2 separate regions of the Homo sapiens genome follow, and region 2 is linked to region 1. Evidence: chromatin contacts called from ENCODE Hi-C data. All regions are on one chromosome and are shown on one strand. Each heading gives the region's core, a stretch centred on a gene start or an enhancer-like site at or near the end of the contact. The rest is flanking DNA. Distances are from core to core; before and after follow the strand shown. Region 1 holds the start of FOXO6 (forkhead box O6). Region 2 holds the start of ERI3 (ERI1 exoribonuclease family member 3).

Evidence for each region. Hi-C counts contacts between places; a loop is a spot of excess contacts on that map. Pooled maps may share reads with other maps.
Region 2: a map of CD8-positive, alpha-beta T cell shows a loop between it and region 1 (12-fold over the local background). The contact joins the promoter of ERI3 here to the promoter of FOXO6 in region 1. A Hi-C loop is called at or near these places in 2 of 168 maps with a recorded cell type or tissue (CD4-positive, alpha-beta T cell and CD8-positive, alpha-beta T cell) and 6 of 50 pooled maps.

What each region holds. Positions count from the first base shown.
Region 1 is chr1:41,357,607-41,364,921 of GRCh38, reverse strand. FOXO6 (forkhead box O6) reads right to left here and starts at 3,488. Exons shown (of 3, transcript NM_001291281.3): 1 at 2,578-3,488. The coding sequence starts at 2,991. RefSeq lists silencers at 2,773-2,992, 3,193-3,852 and enhancers at 3,651-3,945, 4,013-4,082.
Region 2 is chr1:44,351,038-44,358,352 of GRCh38, reverse strand. ERI3 (ERI1 exoribonuclease family member 3) reads left to right here and starts at 3,096. Exons shown (of 9, transcript NM_024066.3): 1 at 3,096-3,461; 2 at 5,428-5,503. The coding sequence starts at 3,327. RefSeq lists enhancers at 2,812-2,861, 2,762-3,262 and a silencer at 3,132-3,361.

The DNA.
Region 1 (7,315 bases), core at 2,239-4,738:
CAGGCCTCTGGAGGAAACGACTGGGAATGGGGAAGGGCACCATGCAGGAAGCTCCAGGAATAAGTGGGGAAGTAGGCTTGCTGGGGAGCTGGGTAGAGGGTGAAGTGGAAGGGGACAGCATCAGGCAGGCCCCTTTCCAGTGCCTGGGTGGTCTCTGCCAAAACCTAGGTCAGGAGCCCACGCCTTAGGCTCCCTCTCCAACACACAGCCCGTGACTGGGAGCCCAGGCACAGGGAGAATCGGTGTGTCCCTAGCAGTGTGGTGCTGTGGAAACCGCATCCAATGGGCAGGCGGGAGGCCTGGGCCCTCATCCAAGGCCTGCTGCTCAGTGATGCCGGTGGCAAGACTCCTATCCCCTTCCAGGGCCTCAGTCTCACCGTCTGGGAAATGAACTCATGGGTCTAAACTATCTCCAAGCATATTCTCAATCACGTTTTAGGATTTATACCTGCCCATATTCAAAGCCTTCAGTGTGTCCCTCCCACCCCCCCACCCCCCCGCCAGCAGGACACTGTTCCAGAGGTGCTTGGGGACCCTGGAGGGAGACACATGTAGGCTGGATTCCAGCTTTCCCATCTACTAACTGTGTGACCAGTTCACTCCTAAATACGGGCCTCAGGGCCTTCCTTGTACCTGGGGCCAATGCCGGCTTTGGAGACCCTGGAGGGAGACCATTTGGTCACAGTAAAACCACCTCAGGGACTGCTGAGAGCGTTAAAGGCAGATGTGTCAAGGTGCCTCTCACAGTGTTTGGCCCCAAGACCTTCAATGAACTGCAGTTCTCTGCTTACTTCCAGCCTCATGTTCCCTCTTCCCATCTTTCCCCATGCTGCCTGATGCAGCAAGCCCAGCTGGAGCTACATGTCCTGCAAGAAGCCCTCCCAGCCACTCTGGCCCAATGTACTGTCCCCTGCCTCAGCATCCTGCACCATCCACTCAGTTCCCTACTCTTTCACTAGACACACACTGGTGGCTTCTTGGTGTCAAGACTGTATGCTGGGTGCTGTGGGCACAGAATGGTTCTGACACTGCCACTGTCTTCCAAAAGCAGGGTAGAGAGGGGAAATGAGACAGAACACAAATGACTAAAACCTGCTACCAGCAGGGAGAGGGCCAGAGAAAGGGGAGTCCTAAGCTAGCTAAAAAGGGTTTAGGGAAGGCTTCCTGGAGGAGGCATCTGAACTCTGTACCCTTGAGGACAGTGAATACATCTACAGGGAGGAGTAAGCCAGGGCATGGGGAGTGCAGGACACACTTGGGGGAAATGTGTTCTGGTGGGGGTTGAGCCCAAGGGGATGGGAGAGGGGATGCGGAAAGAGACCCAGGTCTACTCCTCCAGCCTGTGTTCCTGCCCCACAGTGGCCGGTGAGGGACAGAAGCTGCCAGCACTAACCCTGAGAGCCATGGGCTCCCAGGTCAGGATACCCTGGCTCTACAATGCTGCCCCTGGGTATCTAGAGCTGTTCATGCCCACAAGTCTCCCCTCCTCCACTGGCACACCTCCTTCCTCTGACCCAGCTCACAGGCACCACAGGGCACAGCCCCCTCCCTTGACATAGGCATGCCTCCCTCACAGAGGCCACTCCTCCCATAGGGAGGCTGACAGTTCGCCTCCTAGGCACAGGAGGGGTCTCCAGCCTCCTCTCCCCCAAAGGCATAGACTATCCCCACTCTCCAACAAGATGGCCAGGGGAGGAGCTGGGTCGAGAGGCCACAATCCAAGCAAGCCCCTGTCCCCTCCTAAGGTGGCTCCCCCCTTTCCACTGGCTGGCACTGAGGCCTCCCTGGGGTACCCTGCCCCTCCCCCAGCCCCTAAATGGATCTGGGCTCCGACAGCTAGGGAAGTGGAAAAAAGCATCCTGGGTGGGTATGGACAGATCCCCAGCTCTCAACACCCTGTCCTCACACCAGCAGGGGCCATCACCAGTGACCCCCATCCTGATCTAGGTAAGGGGGGCAGCAGCCACCCCATGGAGAACTCAGATCTCAGGTCACCTGCCGAGTTCCCCACTCCAGGCTGGTTGGTGCCCTAGGGTGAACTCTGGCACCACAAGAAGAACTGTGGGCCCATGGTCACACTCCTCACCCTGGGGACAGCTCCAGGAAGCGCAATGATAGAGATTTGGGAGGGAAAGCCGGCATTGGCCCCAAGTCATTATTCCAGCGCTCTAAGAAGGGTGCCCTGGTGGAAAGGGTAAAACAAGAGTCACACAAAGCAGACTTGGGGGAGGAGGGGGAGGCTCCCCAATGTCCGCGGCCTGGGAATGGGTTCCTCTGCTATGCCCCCAAGGACAGGGTGGGGACGTGCCTCGGGGACGCCTCAAAGCGGCAGTCCCTTGTCACCCTACCAGACCTCCCACCCCGCATCCCTCCCCGCAAGGGAGCACGCACACAGCTGCTCCCAGTACGCCCCCGCCCGTCCGCTGGCCGGCCCCACGCCCTGGGCGCACACTCTGTGACCCCGGGGGGTGCCAAAAAGCCCTCCTTCTGACGGCCCTCCTGGAGCCCAACACACCTAGCAGCCCCTGGAAGCCCCAGTCGGCGTCCCCAGCCCCCTCCCCAGCCGGACGCCCCCACCTTCCAGCCGGCCGAGCTGTTGCTGTCGCCTTTATCCTTGAAGTAGGGCACGTAACGGACCATCCAGTCGTAGATCTGCGAGAGCGTGAGCCGCTTGTCCGGGGCGCTCTCGATGGCTTTGGTGATGAGGTCGGCGTAGGACAGGTTCCCCCACGCGTTCCGCCGAGAGCTCTTCGCTTTCCGCAGCGGTCCGACCTCCGCGCCCAGGGGCGGCGCTGGGGCCATCGCCGGGGCCGTAGCCCGGCGCTCCGGCCCGCAGTCCTCGGCGCCCTCGGCCACCCCTGCGCCCAGCGCTCCGTCCTCGTCGCCGGCCAAGTCAGGCTGCGGCAGGGGCCAGGTACACGAGCGCGGCCGGCTCTGCGGCGCGAAGTCCGGGTCCACGTCCACCTGATGCGCTCGCAGCTTCGCAGCCATGGTCCCGCCCGGCTCGGGCGAGGAGGGGAGGGAGGCTTCGCGGAGGGTGGGCGGGCGGCTCCGGGATCTGCACGCCCCGGGGAGGCCCGCGGGAGGGGTCCCTGGCGGCGCTGTCTCAGCCGCGGGGCGCCATGGGCCGAGGCGCGGAGGCAGGGGGCTGGACGCGCTGGGGAGCACGAAGGGAGGGAAAGACCTGGGCAGTGAGGGGGCGGCGGCCCGGGAGCCCAGCGGGCACACACCTCGCCCAGCCCCGCTTCTAGCACCTGCCGCCTGCCTGCGCCTGCAGCCACCACCGCCACCGCCGCTGCCGCCGCTCCCCGGGCGCCGGCCCTGCGCACGGGCCCTGCTCTCCCGGGACGAGGCCGGATTGCACCATGCCGGAGCCCGAGCCGGTGCCGGAGCCCGCGCCGCCGCCGCCCGGTGAATGCTGCCGCCGCCGCCGCTCCGGCTCCAGCGCCAGCTCCCGCGCCTGCCGCGCTCAGCGCCGGCTGCACCTCGGGATGGGCGGGGGACGGGGAGGGGGCGGGCCCGACGCGGGAGGGGGCGGGGCGTTTCGCCTGCGGCCGCGGAATCCTCAGCCAGCCCAGGTGCCCCGCCCGCGGGCTGGGAGACCGGGCGCTGAGCTCCCAGCTCGGGGCGACCCCGCCGCAGCCCCTGCAAGCAACAGCGCCGCCTACGGAGCAGGGGCGGAGCGGCTGGCGCGACCCCGCCCCCTGCTCGGCGCGGAGGCGGGGGGGCTAGGGGGCGGAGCCCTAACACTCCCATTGGTCCGCGGCTGGACTGTCCTGCCCATGGGCTCGACAGGATCCCTCCCAGAAGCGCGTCACCGGTTATTGTTACAACCCGGGGTTTCCCGGGGCAACGGGATGGGGCGGGGCTCAGGGCACTGGCCCCGCCTTCTACTCCGGAGAGGACTGCCCCGCCCTCTGTTTGTAGACTCCTGACGTTCCCAAGTCTCCGTTCCAGGACTCTGACAGGGAGGATGATCGAACTCTGCTCTTCTTTGTGCCCTGGACTGAGCTGGGGAAAAAGAATGGGTCAAGAATACCTGGGTTCTAGGCTAGGCTTTGCCACAATTCTCGCTCCTCCATCCGCAAACATGTTCTTCATGGTGCCTGTGGTCATAGTTTTAGAGCTCCAGTTCTCAAAGTTTGACGCAGAGCAGAATCATCCCCTAGAGCTTGTTAACATTGCTGGACCCCAACTCCAGAGTTTCTGATTCGGCAGGTCTGGGTTGGGGCCCCAGACTTTGCATTTCTAACCAGCTCCCAGGTGATGCACGAGAGACCACACCTTGCAAACCATTGTTTTAGAGTCTGTGGGAGGTTCTTACTGCGGTTGTTGGAACAAGCACTTGTCTAAAGTTCACAGTGTTTGGGGAGATGCTTCTCAATCAGTTCCTGGATATTTATTGAGCACCTCTGACGCACCAGGCACTGTCCAGGGCTCTACAGTGAGAGCAGCAACTGAAACAAATGAGGTCCCCTACTGCATAGACTAGTCAGGAGTCAGATGCTAATCAGATCATCACATGAGCTCAGAAGGGCGAGGCTAGCCGAGAGGTTGGGCAGTCCGTGGCCTCATCCTACAGGCTGCTGAGCTAGGTTTCCCAGTCACCACTGCACCTGCTGGCCTTCGCTCAGGGTATTTATCCCCTCTGCCTAGAACACCATTTCCCCGCCGCAAGGCCCTCATCAGAGATTCTCCCACTCTTCAAAGCTCCGTGCAAATGTCAACTTAGCCCTGACACCTTCTCTAGCCCCAACTCCCAACACTTTCTGTTCTCTGCTTGCCCAGACCACTTGTTGAGCTGCCAGCAACACCTTGTGCCCCTTTAGCACAATATTCCTATTTTGCCAATCAGGAAACTGAGGCCCAGAATGAGCAGGTGATTCCCCTGGTGGCATGGCCAGGACTGGAATCTCAAGCTCCTGATTTCTTTACCAGCCAGTACCTTGCTCCTGAGGACGCTGGAGATGCGAAGGTCTCTGGGCAGTGGGAGGGCTGAGCCCAGGCCATGGGAGATGGCCTCCTTTCTCAAAAATTTCTTCCTTCCAGTTTAGGACCTGAGGAGCAGGGCCAAGGGTGAGGGTGGGGGTGGGGCTGGAGGAGCCCCTCCTCATTCCCCAGGGTGGGAGCAGGACTTGCTTGCAGATGCCTGGCGTGGCATTTGCCTGAGTCATATCCCAAGGCAAGGGTGGGCATGGGAAGTGCTGGCTGACGACCCCTCCGATCCATACACATACACACATCCTCCAGGTGATTCTGTTTAGAGTCACAAGGAGCCTGAAATCATTGCTGAATCCACCCCCCACCACCACATCACTCGTATGCCCTCCATGCCTGGGGAGTCCATACTGGGAGCTGCTCCCCTAAGGGACCCTGGAGACCGAGCAAGCCTCCCGCCAGTCTGCGGCCCTGGCCCAGCTCTGAGCTGTGAGGCAGAGGCCTGCTGAGGGCCATACCATTGCTGGGAGGATCCTTAGCTGGGGGCCCTGGCACAGGCTGCCAACATGGGTCTGGGAAGCCAGGTTGGCAGAGATGCACTAGAGGCTGACTCAGGCCCCTGCCCTGCCCGGTGTCCACAGCTGCTGCCTGGACTCTCCTCTGAGGCCCATGTCTGGTACACTCAGCTCCTACACACACACACACACACACACACACACACATTCAAACTCACACCCAATGGCACACACTCACATTCTTCTCACTCACAACTTGGCCCCTGCTCACACATTCATTTTGAGGCAGTATAACATAGTGATTAAGAGCATGGGCAAGATACATAACTGCTCAAAGCCACTCTTTCCTACTCTACAAATGACTACCATAATAGCACTACCTTCACAGGATATTTGAAAAATTAAATACATTTATGAATGTGAGCACCAGGCTCAGAATAAGCGCGCAATAAATGCTAGCTGTTTTTATTGCTGCTTTTGTGTGTACATACCTTCCCTTCCTACTTTGCCCAGCTCATACAGTCCCACCTGCTCTTACCATGCACACACTCACAGCCGCTCACACATGTAGGCTCACTCACAAGCACACTCGCCACGTGCCTCACGCTTGTGTCTCAATTACACAGACCCATGGTTTCTACCTACAGTTCCCTTGACCACCAGCTCTCACCCTTCCCCGCTCCCCCAGGCTGGCTCTCAAGCTCCCATCCACCCTCCCTACCACGCCCACATTCATTTCTGTTCACAAACAAGCCCCCACTTGCTTCCCCTTTCATTCCTCGTTTTTCCACATGCAGGCACATATTCTTCACTCACACCTCCCTGGACACTGGAACATGCTCGCATTCCAGTGCACGCGCACTCACTTGCCCACAGGCAGGTGGATGTGCGCGTTACCCACTCAACTCGTGCTTGGATCACAAAACTTGTACACATACACTCAAACAATCCCAGCGCATGCCTCAATACCTCAGCTGACTCGCCCACTCCCAGTGAGGAGCACACACCACACAATTCTCCCAACACACACTGCCATCGGCAGACACCCCCCACCCGGGGCTAAGGTGGCACTCCCCTCGCCCTCAAGAGACTGTCTCCTCCCTGTCACTTCCCCTCCTCCAGTCTCAGCTCCCCAGCCCCTCCCAGCGCTCAGAATAGCCCCTGCCACCACTGCTGCTGCCACCGCTGAGCCATCAGGGCCCGCCAGAGCCTGCTTCCCAGTGCTTGCTGCCAGCTTTCCCGGCTCACTCAGGGCAAGTGAGGACAGGAGGACGCGCTTCTCTGAGGCTTGATGGGCATAGCTGCGCTGCATCCCCAGAGCCCACCTGGAAAAAGTCAGCCATCCTGGGATTGGCTGCTGCCACTTGCTCAGGACCTGTGTGCCCTGGTCCTCATACCCCCGGCTGAAAGCAGAGAGGGCTGCCTCTCAGAGAAACCCAGGTCTGGGAAGGAAGAGGTTTGCTCAAGGAAGTGCAGTGAGTTGGGAACAGAGCCAGACCACAATCAACCCAATCATTCCTAGCCCATCATGCAGGAGCTTGAGAAGACCCTCCCCTAAACCACATGGTTATCAAGAACCCCCACCCTGCCAGCACTGAGCAGAGCCTGGCTGATATTTAATGCCACCGTTGCCAGGAAAAAGGAATAGCACAGAGATGATGTCTGGGGACACCTCTGGAGGGGAGGGGAAGGGGCTGGTGACCAGAGGAGGCCTCCAGGGGCAGAAAGGGGGAGTGTCTGCAGAAGCCAGAGGGGATATCAGGACAGCTGGGAGCGCCTCCAGGACAGGCTCAGGCCTGGCCCCTGCAGGGACAGTGACAGGGAGTGGGTGGGGCTGAGCTGAGGAGGCTCAGCTGAGGGGG
Region 2 (7,315 bases), core at 1,847-4,346, 3.0 Mb before region 1:
CTGGGCAACAAGAGTGAAACTCCATCTCAAAAAGAAAAAAAAAAAAAAAGGCTTAACTTGGTCCTCTCTTTTGTTCTTGCTCTCAGTGTTCACTTTAGCTCAGTCGCTCAATCCAGCAGCTAGGGTGTCTGTGTGTCTGTGTATTGAACTCAGTTCATCTGCCTCCCCAAATTCACTTGCCCTTGCCTCATCTGCATCCCCGACTCTGGCCATTGGCCACTTATTTATTGCACAGCTCAACTGCCACTCCCACCTCATTTACTAACACCTCTGGTTGTCTTTGTTTCCCTTGGGATGATGGCTAGGTTTTGACACAGCCTCCAATGTGCCCACTGTGGCGGGACTGCAGTGGACCTAATCTGACCCAACCAGAGGCTTTGATTCCTCTCACCATTTCTAGTCTCAAATGAATGACTGTGCTTCCAGGTGTGGAATCTGGCACCCCCTGTGGCTACGGCAGTGGTGGGGTAACATAACCCTTCCTTCTCCCTGTCACACAGGATGGTTCTACACACCTTGTACGACAGAGCAACTAGTTGTATTTTCTTTGAGGCACTGGCCAACTTCTCAGTAAGACACTATCTTGTACGTTCTTTCCCTCCTTCCCTGCTTCACTTCCCCCCTTCCCCCACTCTTTTATTTATTTGTTTATTTAAGTCACGGAGTCTTGCCATGTTGCCCAGGCTAGCCTTGAACTCCTGACTTCAAGCGATCCTCCTGCCTCAGTCTTCTGCCTCCTGAGTAGCTGCGACTACTACATGCGTCACCATACCCGGCTCCCCTCACTCTTGATGCCTTGGGATTGAACTCCCCAATTAAATTTGAGCACATAAGTTTTGCCTCAGGCTCCGTTTCCTTTTTTTTCTTTTATAGAGATGGAATCTTGCTATGTTGACCAGTCTGGTCATGAACCCCCGGGCTCAAGCAATCCTTCCACCTTGGCCTGCCAAAGTGTTGGGATTACAGGCATGAGCCACTGTGCCCGGCCCAGGCTCTGTTTTCTAGGGAACCAGATAGCACACAACAGAGCCATGGCTTGAGAAAGCCAAGTGCTGTGTTAGGCGGCAGTGTAAGATACCAAGTGTATACTGAGCTGTTAAACTGTTCTATTATTTGAATCAATTTGCCTGGTCTTTGTACAAAAAGAACTTACAGTGTGGTGAAGTCCTGGAAGCTGTACAGTTGAGCCCTAGTGCACCAAGGAGGAAAGAACACATTCTGGGGAAGTCAAGGGGACCATGGAAGGCTCCACAGAGGATGTTGGGGCTGGGCATTACATAAAGCCTTGAATCCAGATACTATAGATTTACTTCATTCTTACAGCCAAGAAGATTGGCTGTGCCCTACTCTCAGGCCATAACTCAGTATATAACAAAGCTATCTCACTGCCTCTTGTCTTATTTTTATATTTACTTGTTTTATTATCTATTCTTCCTCCTACAGCCCCTCCCCAATTTATTTATTATGGCTCACTGCAGCTTTGTCCTCCCAGGCTCCAGTGATCCTCCCACCTCAGCCTCCTGAGTACCTGGGACTACAAGCACGTGCCACCATGCCTGCCTAATTTTTAACTTGTTTGTAGAGATGAGAATCTCATTATGTTGCCCAAGCTGGTCTTGAACTCCTGGTCTCAAAGGATCCTCCTGCCTCAGACTCCCAAAGTGTTAGAATTACAGACGTGAGCCACGACACCCAGCTTCCCTCTCCAATTTAAAAGCTCCTTGAGAATAGAGGTGTGTCGTTATTCATCAATGAATCCTCAGCAACAGAAACAGTGCCTGACACTTAAGAGAGGCACTATAAATACAGATGGACTGACTGACCAACTGGGGTTAATGTGTAGGTAATAATAGGAGAATCTGTTCCAGCTCCAAGAGTTGGGGGATAGTGCCTCCACTTTACTGACCTCGGGATAAGTCTGTCCCTGCTGCTGGATATTCCCTCATTTGTTCGCAGACATTTATTGCGGGCCTTCTTTATACCTGCCCTATGCGGTGTATTACTGATACAACATGAACAATATGGAAAAAATGCTTTTCCTAAAGGACTTAAAACCCTGTGGGAGCGACAACAAGGAAACAGACAATTATAAGACAATATGATAAATGCTATAGGTCCACAGCAGAATCACCTAACCTATGACGTGGGTGGGATTAAGGAAGGCATTCCCTGATATGGGGATTACCAGGCACTCTCAGCTCAGGTGGAAACCGTTATGGTAAGGTCCGCTCTCAGAGGTGGTAGGGCCCAGAAATGACATCATCCTAAGTGTAAGTATGCAGACAGCACACAGAGGGGCTTGGTAACTGAAGCTGGGCCCAGAGGATGGGGTCCTGACCGATTGGGAAGCTGTCAAAGCCATCATTCCCAGCTCATAACCTGGGACCCATGACTACCCAGAAAGGCATAACCAGGATGAAGAAACACAGGTCTCTCCAGCTTACTGGAGAGACTGACTGGGGAAGCTCCTCACAGCTGAGGCCAGAAACCTTTTAAACAGAAGTTTCCTCTGAGTGGACCTGAACAAGCCAGTTCCCTCTTCCTTAGGACGGCCCTTCACAAATCTAAGCATTTTCCTCTTAGCTTAATCCCTCCTTGTCTCAGGTCTCCCCCAGGCCCACATCCGAAAGTAGATGACAATAATTACTTGTTGAATGAACGAATCATGAGGAGTCATGTAAATAGAATTCTGTCACGTTGTGAGCCCACATTCACCTTACGGGTATATTGGAGGGCGGGAAAACGGAGATGGGGGGCTCCACTAATGTGTGTCTGTGATCCTGGTTAGATCGCTGTAGGCCATAGAAAGTTTCATTTTAAAAAAATTCCTTTCACAGATCAGAAGTGATGTCCCCGTCCCCGTCTTCTCTTCTGAGTTTGTGCAACGTCAAAACTACAAGTCCCATAAGGCCGGCGGCCGGGAGTCACCATCTTGACATACCTTAGCGCGCATGTCGGCGGGAGAGCGAGCGTTTGGGGAGAAGAAGCCCCGCCTGACTGCAGCCCATTGGTCAAAGGGGTCGGCAGCGGGCTCAGCGGTTGGCCACAGCGCCCGCCCGTCCGCCGCGTCGGTCGGGGTCAGAGTGCGCGGAGGTGAGTCGGTGTGTTGTGGACTCGTGGTGCTGGCTGCCGCTGTTCAGGCGGCCGGGAACGGGCGGTGGGGAGCGGGCGGAGCTGGCCCTGCCTCTGCCTGGCCGGCGCCGCAGTCGGCGCGGGCCGCGCCCGCCGCCGCCAACTGCCCTGAGCGCTTGCTGAGGCCGAGGGAGACGTCGGGGCCTGCACCTGGAGGGAGCCTGCCGCGCTGGCCCCGAGGAGGGGGCGTTGCCATGGCGACAGCCTCTCCCGCTGCTGACGGGGGGCGGGGGCGGCCCTGGGAAGGAGGGCTGGTCTCCTGGCCCCCCGCCCCTCCCCTTACTCTCCCCTGGACTTGGATGGGCCCGAGTTGGGGGCAACACCCCGGGGTGGGTGATGCTGAATGGCCCCGCCAAGATTGGGCCCTGGTTAATGCATGCGGGGTGAGGGTCGCGGTGCGCAGAATTTATGCAACCTGGGGTGCTGGCCCATGTGCTTACCCTGGATGCTTACTTAATCTACTGAGTAATGTTCTGGCGGAGGGGGAGCGGGGCAGAGCTTTGCAAGACAGGATGGGTGAGTTTATTAAGGGGGTTGACTTACTGGGATTACTAGAGAAGAAAAAGGTTTGACTAGAGAGGCTAGAAATGGAGCATGGAGATTGTGGGTAGAACATTCCCTTGACCCTCTCGCCAACACATGCCCACACACCAGGTTAGCAGTTTACCTCTTTGTAAATCTGAAGCGGTGGTAGTAGTGATGGTGGAAGGAGTGAATAAGGGCCTAACCTGGCTAGCTTTCTGTTTGCCTGTCTTGCAAATGGTCCAGCAACAGGTGTTTTCTTAAAAAAAGCATGAACTTGGATTGAGGCTTGACTGCGAGTTCTTGCAAAATATAACTGCTCCTTGTTGACTTGGAAGATGCTGGATGTGGGGCCCCTCAATGGGGGTTTGGATTTTGTCCTTAGAGCTGGATTTTGCAACAAATAGTGCCCATCGTTGTGTCTGCGAGAGGTCTCTGGCCACTTCAATGGCATTTACTCTTGTCAGACATTTAATCAGTCTCCCAGCGGAAGGGCAGCAAAACATGAATCCTATTGGCTAAAAGAGTGTACGCTATTCAAACTATAGTAGGTTGTGAGTGGCTAAATGAGTTTTGATTGTAGAGTTTCTTCCAGAAATTGGCTTCATCAAATTCTGCTTTATTCTGACTTTATCATATACAGCATGCCTTGTTTTAGTGGGTTCTTGCTTGGAGCTTAGTTTATTATACCTGAATCTCCTACCATTTAAAAGCCAATTTATAAACAGGGACTTGGAGTGTGACTCCACTAATGTGTGTCTGTGATCCTGGTTAGAAACCCACTTGGCTGCCTTTTCCTCAGGAGGTGGGGGTTGGGGGAAGGGAGCTGCCGGGAAGTGATTGATAAGGTTTCCTTTATAGATTCTGTGGTGCTTCACTGGAGCTCAGAGCACTTTGGCAACTTAAGCACTCCAAATTAAAAGCTCATTAACAATTCCTGCCCAAAGATCCTGTAAATAATCAGCTAGCTAGGTCATAGAGCTTGGCTAAGAGCTTTTCTTCCAACTTGAAATTTCCAAATAAAAGTGCTTTTATTCCCTTTCATTTTAAAAAGTGTTTTCTTTGTGGTGGGGTAAATTGGTGAGTGGCCTTTTCCCAGGGGATCTGAGTAGAAGAAAGTCTTAAATGTGTGGAATGGTAGACAGGAATATATTAGTTCCAACCCTAGGTGTTTCTTTATGCAAAAGACATCACTAACAGGGGCATCTCTGCAACTTCTGGTCCTTTGGAGGATATGAATTAGTTGAAAAGGATGATAGGTATCTATTGATGTTTTGACTTGGGATTTAGTTACCTTGACTTTCTTAGAGCTTGAAGCAGGCTTGGAACTATCCTGAAAGTGTTTCCTAGTCTATGTGGCCATTTTCAGTATGGCTTGTGGATTTGTGGCAACCAACCCCTACCCCAGTCCTGGCCCAGCCTTAGTTCCTTAGTTCTGAATATTGTCAGCCTTACCAGTGTCTTCCTCCTTGACTAGACTAGGATTCTGAAACTACCCAGAGGCACCACTTCATAGCTATCTTTCTCGGTAAATGTTTAGTGTTTCTAGGAGGTGAGCCTCCTTAGGAGCAAAAGTATATGACTAGAGAACATGAAAATCATTACAAATGTAGTACTAATAGTTTCTGAAAGCTCTGTGGGGGCACTGTCTTTGCACATAGATAGCAGTTATCCCGAAGTTTGAGTTTAGAGTTTGAGGTGTAGTATCCTTCATGGGGATTTGATCCTTGGTATTGAAATAGACTTGTTGCAGAGATGTGTATTTATCCACAGCATTGGGGCTTTCCAGCTCTCACAGAACCTTCAGCATCCCCAGCTGCCGGTCTTGGCATCTTCGAAGTAAGGAGAGGTGAGAATCCTGTTGCATGGTCAAGTCTGGCTTTATTTTCTTCTGAGTATTTGGGCTTGGAGGGTAGGGGGTGGGGGCTGATGCAGATTGTATTTTTTTTCCCATGTATCCCCAAAGTCTAAACGAATCATATTTTTTTGTAGCTTCTTCTGATAAAGTAACATATGCTCAAAGTCTGTAGAAACTTACTTAAAGTTTCTAAAGTGGTAAGAGTTGGAGGTGGGAGATCCAGACTGTCAAGTTCTGTCACAACTGCTTTATGGGCATCTCATGAGCACCTACTTTAGGTTCAGGATGGTTGAATAGAACCAGAATAGCCCATTATCCTGAGAAATACACATCTTAAGAAAATAGGAAGAAACATCTTCATTTGGCTTTAAACATTTATCTATCTATCTATCTATCTATCTATCTATCTATCTATCTATCTATCTATCTATCTATGAGACCTTGCTAGGTTGCCCATGCTGGGCTCGAACTCCTGGGTTCAAGTGATCTCCTGCCCACAAGTAGCTGGAGCTACAGGCATGTGCCACTACACCTGGCTCTCGTTTGGCTTTTGCTAATGTATTTGACCAAGGCCTTTGGGATCTTGGTTTAATTTAGGTTGCATGTCACCTTTTGGTGGGTGGTTAGTTCCAACCTGTCTGTTTTACAAGGATCAGGGACCAGCTAAAGAGGCATACTCTGGATGATTGATATCCAGGGACTCGAGCTTGTTTGTTCAATAGCTAAGGGCCAGGCACTGTGCTAGTTCCTGGGATTGTAGTGGTGAACAAGAAAGCCACCTTCCCTGACACCATAGAGCTTACAAATTCATGGGAGAGACTGATAGTAAAAAGGCAGTTATGATATGATCTGAGAGTGCTATAGTAAGGGAAGTGTAGAGGCTTTGGGAATACTCAGAAAGGTCTCTAACCCAGACTTGTAGACTCAGGGAAGGCCTCTCAGAGGAAGTAAACCTCCTCACATAGAATTAAACGAACCCTCAAAGAACACGGGAAATTAAAAAAAAAAAATTAGGTGAAGACATGAGGGACCAAGTGTCAGAGCTTTGTTGAATTTGAGAAAGTTCAATGTGGCTGAAACAGAGTACTTAGTGGTCAGGGGACAGGAGGATATGGGGAGAGATGAAGCAGGAGCTAAGCAGAGGCCAGAGCCTTAGCCTTATAAACTCTTAGGATTAGACCAGGGAGTAGAAAAAAGATTAGATTAGTGCTCTGCAAATTTTTTCTGTAATGGATAAGATAGTAAATATTTAGGCTTTGGGTCTCTGTCACAACTTCTCAACTCTACTAAACTCTGCAGTTATGCATGAAAGTAGCCACAGACAGTATGAAAAGGAAGAGCATGGATGTATTCCTGTAAAACTTTATTTATAAAATAAAGGTGACAGTTAGATTTGGCCCATGGGACATAGTTTGCTGACCTCTGGATCAGATTTAAGAACAGTAAGAAGCCATTAAAGGGTTTTAAGCAGTAGACTGACATTAGATTTATGTTTTAGAAAGTTGGCAGGCCGGCATGGTGGCTCACGCCTGTAATCCCAGCACTTTGGGAAGCTGAGGTGGGCAGATCACTTGACGTCAGGAGTTTGAGACCAGCCTGGCCAACATGTTGAAACCCTGTCTCTACTAAAAACACAAAAATTAGCTGGGCATGGTGGTGCACATCTATAATCCCAGCTACTTGGGAGGCTGAGGCGGGAGAATTGCTTGAACCCAGAAGGCGGAGGTTGCAGTGAGCTGAGATGGCACCACTGCACTCCAGCCTGGGTGACAGAGCAAGACTCTGTCTCAAAAAAAAAAAAAA